Regions from separate parts of the Homo sapiens genome. Here all the other regions are linked to region 2. Evidence: read pairs that join two places in POLR2A ChIA-PET (ENCODE). Cell type or tissue: GM12878. All regions are shown on one strand. Region 1 overlaps SIL1 (SIL1 nucleotide exchange factor). Region 2 has its middle 28 kb from the start of HSPA9. Region 3 overlaps CTNNA1 (catenin alpha 1).

Region 1 (2,500 bases), 470 kb after region 2:
GTTTCTTTTTAAAAGCTCAAGAAATCTAATTTCACATAAAAACGAGCAACAAAAAAGAATTATAATTCAAGAAAGCTTTCCTGAAATGAAAAAAATACTTAAAACTATGTATTGAAATAACACACTGTATACCTAAGAATACTGACCAGGGATGTCCAACAGTAAGGCATATTCTAGTAAAATAATTGGATTTTAAAGGCAAAGGAAAGATCACTTGGGCATATAAGCAAAAATCAGCAAGTAACTTATAAAGAAAATTAGATTGTCATCAGCATTTTTAACAGCAAAGCCTACTGCCAGCAGAAGATGAAGTACTCAAAGAAAGAAAATGTGAGCCAAGGATTTTATATCCTACCAAAGTGCTTTGGGATGTAAAGAACACTGACAAAGTTAACATACAAAAACACAGAGATTACTGTTTCGATGGGCTCTTCCTGAAGAATTTACTAGAAAATACATCCCAGACAATGAAAATAAGTAAGACCGGCGGTAAACATTACATATATAGTTATTTGTATAAATGCCTTAAATAAGGGCTAAAAAGGAAGTATATAATGGCTACTCTGAGAATATACATACAACACAGCTGGTTAAGAACAATGAGAGCACACACAAAAAAATGTTTTAAACTATTTTCAGTAATCATATCAGGGATAGTATTACTGCCATTCTGAAACTGTTGCATGTACAAAATGAGACAGATCAAATCAGTAAAATTATTACATATTCTAATTGTATAATCCCCTGTGTCCAGAATCAGGACTCTCGGTGTGGGAAAAAAAGAGGCAGATGTAATATCGAAGAGATTAAATAAAAACCCTGCCAGCCGGAATATGAATAGGCAGTACCCACTTGAATGTATGAGGATTATAACATATATTTCCTATCTCTTGTCAACAGAAAAGGCCTAGAAACAATGACCAACACAGCAGTAATGAGCGACCTAATGGCCAGAATGTAGTCTTAAAACTTCTTAGAGAAACAGCTAATTCCAGTCCTGGGAAGGAAATGTACAAGACGAGCTTAGAATATCTTGTCAAACCAGACAGCAAGAAAACTATCAAAGACTATTAGAGTAACATGAAAAGAACTCATTTGAAAACCTTCAACTGACCAAAAATCAAACAATTTCAACTTCAATAAAAGTAATAATTACAATGAATTAAAGCCCATAAAATATGCTTTGAACCTGTGAGTTTGTAAAGGGAAAAAAAACATCTTAATTGGTCATCTTCAGAGGATCAACTCATTATCTTGAAAACTGGTAAATAAGGAAAAAAGAACCAAACATTTATCCTGTCTTTCCTGTATGAATTTTACCACTGAGTAACAAAATAATATATATGGGGAAATACCTCTTTATAAAAGTAGTGCAGCTAAAAATAAAAAAGAAATGATAGATTTGAGTATCACCCTCTTGCAATCCCACAAAAAGAGAATCAATCAGACATTAAGCACTTCCTAATGAAAGAGCACAAAACTGCCTATAGTTTTCCCAAAGGAATGGAACCTGTGTCCGATTGAGCCCCTGGATCCAGCTGACAATTTGCAAGAAATACAGAGGTTGGAGAAACATGCCGAACTGCATCATTTATGAAATCAGCAAAATTTAGCCTGGGAAATGGCCTGAGCTCTTCAACAGACAATTTATAAGAAGAAGAAGAAAAAAAAAAGCAGGGGGTGGGGGTGGGGAATAGATAGGTAACCTGTAGATTCAAAGAGACTTAAAGGATATAACAACGTTTCTTAAATGGGCAACACTATAGTCTTGGGTGCAAAACTTAGTCATAAACTATTTGAAAATGCAAAGGAGCAATTATTGTAAAAATCAGGAGAGTGGTTACATTTGGTAGGAGGGAAATATTACAGTTGGAGGGACCTGCTGAAGTGCTCGGCAAAGTTCTATTTCCTGACTTGGGTGTGACTTCACCTGGTAATAACTCATTAAGCTACATATTTTGTATAATTTTCTATATCTGTGTTTAACTTTATAATAAAAAGAGTCTTAAAGGAGTATATGTTATCTCTGGTGAAGAAACTGGACTTAGAAGGACTTGTACTTCCTAAATTATACATTTCTATAATTAGGATTTTTTTATAGTGAGCATTCATACCTTTTATTATTAGCATTTTTTTTTTTTTTTTTTTGAGACGGAGTCTCACTCTGTCGCCCAGGCTGGAGTGCAGTGGTGCGATCTCAGCTCACTGCAACCTCCACCTTCCCGGTTCAAGCGATTCTCTGCCTCAGCCTCTCAAGTAGCTGGGATTGCAGGCACCCACCATCAAATCTGGCTAATTTTTGTATTTTTAGTAGAGACGGGGTTTCACCATCTTGGTCAGGCTGGTCTTGAACTCCTGACCTCATGGTCCCCCCGCCTCAGCCTCCCAAAGTGCTGGGATTACAGTCATGAGCCACCGCTCCTGGCAAGCAAATTTTTATTTATTTAATTTTTCTGGGATTACAAGTTGCTAAAAACATGACACATTCATGGAAAAAATA
Region 2 (2,500 bases):
GAAATGAAAAGATAAAAACCTGAGATATGTGATGGGGGCTGCAGTTTGGAATAAATGGGTTCAGGCCCTCTGCCCAGTCAGCTGAATGCTCTGGCAGCTGCTGCATTTAATGGACGACTCCATTAACATCTCCCTTAAGGGAGGGCTGTTGGGGGTGGAGGAAAGAGTGTGTCGGGGGGTGTGTGTGTATATGTGTGTGTGTATGTGTTTGTGTATGTGTGTGTAGAAACTAAAAAGGCTTGGAGCTTTTCTCCATGATCTCTTGGAGTCTATTCACAGTTATAAATCTGTTGTGTTGGCGTTTTTGGTTTCCTGGGGGAGCTTTGTGGTTCCCTTTGTCTGTGTACCATGGCAGGCTTTGGCAGCTGAGGTGGAGCTGGGAAGGACAGCAATTTGGATAGGGTAGAAGGGGGGCTCAGACCACCTGCCTTCTCAGCCCCACAGGCTAGGGAAGATGAGAAGGAATACATCTTTTCCCCTTTGTTTTTTGTTTGTTTTGAGACTGCATCTCTGTCACCCAGGATGAAGCACAGTGGCACAATCAAGGCTCACTGCAGCCTCAAACTCCTGAACTCAAGTGATTCTCCCACCTCAGCCTCCTGAGTAGCTGGAACCACAGGTGCATACCACCATACATGGCTAATTTTTAAACTGTTGTAAAGATGAGGTCTTCCTGTGTTGCCCAGGCTGGTCTCAAACTCCTGGCCTCAAGCAGTCCTCCCACCTCGGTCTCCCCGAGATTACAGGAGTCAGCCCTTTCCCCCTTGTAATGAAGAAATTGTCAGTTCTGGAATTCAGAAGATAAAAACATGAAGGACTCTGGGGTGCCCTCAGAGCGATTCTGTGATGATGCTGGCAGATGAGGAGAGGGGAGGGAGGGAAGAGGCGGGCCCCAGGATCCAGAAGCGGTGTCATGAGTGACAAGATACTGGCCATTGCAGGAGAAGATGAGAGCCAGGTCTAAAGGGGGAACATGGGAAGCACAGACTCATCTGCCTGGTGTGCTTAGATTCAGGCCCTCTCTGGATGGACAGGAGGAGGAGGTGCCTCTTCCCATGGCTAATGAATGAGACTCAAAACCTGCCAGATAATCACGGTGCCTGAGTCTTCCTGAGTCCCTCAAACACAGAGAACACAAAGGGTAGTAACAGGAAACCAGGTTTCCACTGAGGGATTTTCAGTCCTAGATCTTCCCACTCTAGCCTTTTAGCTGCTGTCAGACCACATTAGGGCAGAATCTTGAACCCAACCACATGACAGCTGCTGGGAATTTCCCCCAGAGGAGAGTGTTGTGACACGAGCAGGCAGAGCAGCTCTGATCCAAGACTTTGCTCCTGGCATCCCTGAATACCCTGACTAGCTTACCTCTTCTTAAAAGTCACTTCCAGAGGCAAAGCTAGGTACTTGGGGGTGGTGTCTACCCACAAAACACACAGAACTGTATATGACTTGCCCAGAGACAAGTTCTTAGATAAAGGCTGTGATTTGCAGCCATAGTGGCCTGACTGACCCTGAGTCCTGGGTTGGCAGGGAGGCCAGGGTGGAGGGTACAGTGGACATGACCCTGGCTTAGAAGTGAAAAGTGTGGGGTTCAGGCCCTGATTCTACCGTGTGTAGCTGTGTGACCTTGAGATATTACTAAGTTCTATAAGTTTTAGTTACTCATCTCTAAAATGGAAATAATACTTTCCTCAGAGTGTTATCAAAAAGCGTATAAAATCACTTTGCAAAATGCTGTATTGATGGAAGGAATGATTTCCTTTATTCATTCTGTCTTCCAGATCCAAAGGCTGTTCTTGGGAATGTGTGACAGCTATTGGGTTCAAGGGAAGCATCTGGAAAGGTGTGTGTGTAGTGAGGGAAAGAAGAGAGGAAGGGGGAGTAAAAGATAGGGGAAGTGGTGTTCCCTGTAGTCATGAGGACATGACATGAGCTTCTCATTCACACAGTAAGAGTCAATAAGCACCTGGTGGAAGCCACTGGCTCGAAACATCCACGGGCCTGATGCTACTCCGATATAGGGAGGGTAAGCAGGGGCAGCCAGAAAATGGGGTTGTGAGCATGGGGAGAGAGTGAGGGGCAGACTCGTGATGAGGTGCTGGCTGTGACTCTTCAGGCCTCGATCTCAGATTCTGGCTCCTCTTTTTACGCATCTTGTCCGCCTTCATTCCCACTGCCAACCATTTGGCCCTGCGTTCTACTCCTAATTCTCCAGAGAGAATTTGACGCCCTCCCCTCACCAGGTTGCCCTGGTTCAGAGCTTGAACTCTCATTATAGGGTACATGGTTTGCATAGGATATAAACAGTAGCTCAAATTTTTGAGGGACTCCTATGCGCCAGGTACAGTGCTAGGTACATATCTCACTAATATAACCCTCCAAACAACCCTACTGCAGTAGCTTCTAATATTTTCCCTATTGTGTAGATAAGCAAACTGAGAGGCTAGATAACCATCAAGTGGTAGAGCTAGGATTTGAATCCAGGCCCACTGGCTTCAGA
Region 3 (2,500 bases), 200 kb after region 2:
CAGTCCTCCTGCCTCAGCCTCTCAAGTAGCTAGGACTGCAGACACATGCCACTGCAGCCAACTTAAAAAAAAAAATTATTTAGTATAAGAGTTCTTTATATATTCTGGATACTAGATCCTTATAATTTGCAGAAATTTCCTTTCATTTGTGGATTGTCTTTTTACTTTCTTGGTAGTGTTCTTTGAAGCACAAAATTTTAAATTTTTTTGATGATGTCAAACTTACCTGTTTTTTGTTCTGTTGTTTGTACTTTTGGTGTCATAGCTAAGAAACCATTGTGAATCAGAGGTCATGAAGACTTACACCAGTGTTATCTTCTAAGTGTTTTATAATTTTAGCTCTAACATTTAGGTTTTGATAAATTTTGTAAGTATATGGTGTGAGATAGGGGTCCAACTTAATTCTTTTGCATATTGCACTTGTCCTAGCACCATTTGTGGACAAGACCATTCTTCATTGAATATTCTCGGCACTCTTGTTAAAATCAGAATATATTTCTGGATTCTCAAAGTTGATTGATCTCTATGTTTACATTTGTTTTGGTTGACCAGTTTTCTCTTACAAGTCTGGCCTTCTTGTTTTTGACAGTCTTGGTTCTCTTCATTGTTTCTTTTATTGCAGAATCTTCCTCTCCTTACTCTGCTGTCCACAGTCTCGAGGGTCCTAACTTTTTTTTTTTTCTAAATCTTTCCCAACTCATGTGTTTTCATACATCTCTGGCTTTCTTCTCCCGCTCAGAAAGGCCCTAGCTTGCAACCTTTAAATAATGTACTGTGCTTAATCAAAGGTGATCAGATCTTTTGACCCCTGCCTTTGTAATTTACTACTACTCTCTTCTGGGCTCTCACTGTAGCTTTCTGATCCATCTCTCTGGTTAGGTTTATTGTATGTACTTTAGATAGGTTAATCCTCTTTACTTTGACTTCACTCTGGTTGAGGGAATTGAATTCTGTTTGTCTCTGGCCTTTCTACTCCCATCTTCTGCTTCTTCTAAGCATATCCCTTACTCCTCAGTTAGACTAGATAATTCAGACTAGATATTATGCCTCTAAGCCTAATTAATATATGAATTATATATTAATATATAATATACAAGCCTTATTGTATACCTCAGCATGATAAGTGGTTCTACAAAGAGCATAAATACTGGCATTACAAATCCTGACTCTGCCATTTACTAGTTAGGTGGCAGGGATTTAGTTAGTTAATCTGTATAAGCTTTAGTTGCATTATTTGTAAGCAAAGGCTAATACCACTTACTCTCTAGGTGGGTGACAGAATTTTAAAAATATGTGTAGTGCCATAGAGTAGATGTTGGACTTTTTTTTTTTTTTTTTTTTGAGACAGACTCTCGCTTTGTTGCCCAGGCTGGAGTGCAGTGGCGCAATCTCGGCTCACTGTAACCTCCGCCTCCTGGGTTCAAGTGATTTTCCTGCCTCAGCCTCCCGAGTAACTGGGATTACAGGCACCTGCCACCATGTCTGGCTGTTTGCATTTTTAGTAGAGATGGGGTTTCACCATATTGGCCAGATGGGTCTTGAACTCCTGACCTCAAGTGATCCACCGGTCTCAGCCTCCCAAAGTCCTGGGATTATAGGTGTGAGCCACTGCACCCAGCCAGTGTTGGACATTATTATGTTACTGTTCCTTCTGCTTGAGGTGGTAACTCCCTTAACTCTGCTGCCCACATCCTTCCTCTCCTTTGAGGGATGGGTTCATTTCAGAGTACCAAGCCTTCCATAAAGCTGTTGCTGGTATTCATTTCTTCCCTAAACTAGTTGTTAGTGCTTCCTCCTTTGAATTCCCATGACACCTTGTGTTTTCTTTCTTACAGCTTGTATGTTAAAATGCCACATAATTTCTTAATGGTCAAATCCATCTTTTCTGGATAAATTATTTGAAGGCAGGGATGTTATGTTCAGCTTTGTGTTTTGGAAGTGGATTTGTTTGTTTTTAGTGTGTAGTAAGTGCTAAATTAGGTGAAGTTCTGCTTATTATATAGGGTCAACATCTCTTGCTTATTCTCTCTTGTTTGGTAGTAATATTGTTTAAGACAGTATTTATATATATATATTTGAGATGGAGTTTCACTCTTGTTGCTCAGGCTGGAGTGCAGTGGCGTGTTCTCGGTTCACTGCAACCTCCGCCTCCCAGGTTCAAGTGATTCTTGTGCCTCAGCCTCCCGAGTAGCTGGGAATACAGGTGCCTGCCACCACACCTGGCTATTTTTTTGTATTTTTTTAGTAGAGACGGAGTTTCACCATGTTGGCCAGGCTGGTCTCAAACTTCTGACCTCAGGTGATCCACCCACCTCAGCCTCCCAAAGTGCTGGGATTACAGGTGTGAACTACCGTGCCCAGCCTAAGACATTATTAATATATTTTTAAGGCAAATATCTCTTTCTGCATGGCTTTTCAGATAAATTCTTCCCTGAGTAAATAGTTTTCTTCAGCGTATTTCCAGAGCACCTTGTTCACAAGGCTATTTAATTTTTGGGTG

The links. ChIA-PET counts read pairs that join two places held together with the same protein. Peaks named below come from ENCODE experiments on the same cell type or tissue, not always from the same donor. Only the 100,000 strongest peaks of a DNase experiment are listed, where the experiment ranks them.
Region 1: POLR2A ChIA-PET joins it to region 2 with 7 read pairs; 1 of 35 experiments calls an interaction of 5 or more read pairs at or near these places.
Region 3: POLR2A ChIA-PET joins it to region 2 with 6 read pairs; 3 of 35 experiments call an interaction of 5 or more read pairs at or near these places.

Annotation. Positions count from the first base shown.
Region 1 is chr5:139,069,538-139,072,037 of GRCh38, forward strand. All of the region lies in intron 3 of SIL1 (SIL1 nucleotide exchange factor), which reads right to left. Among named protein-coding and RNA genes, the nearest start is that of SIL1, 130 kb to the right of the region's middle. In GM12878, no CTCF peak of the experiment used is centred here; no DNase peak of the experiment used is centred here.
Region 2 is chr5:138,602,483-138,604,982 of GRCh38, forward strand. No RefSeq gene overlaps it. Among named protein-coding and RNA genes, the nearest start is that of HSPA9, 28 kb to the left of the region's middle. RefSeq lists enhancers at 1,318-1,397, 1,418-1,487. In GM12878, no CTCF peak of the experiment used is centred here; a DNase peak (open chromatin) is centred at 1,189; H3K27ac peaks cover 1,649 bases.
Region 3 is chr5:138,805,688-138,808,187 of GRCh38, forward strand. All of the region lies in intron 3 of CTNNA1 (catenin alpha 1), which reads left to right. Among named protein-coding and RNA genes, the nearest start is that of CTNNA1-AS1, 53 kb to the left of the region's middle. In GM12878, no CTCF peak of the experiment used is centred here; no DNase peak of the experiment used is centred here.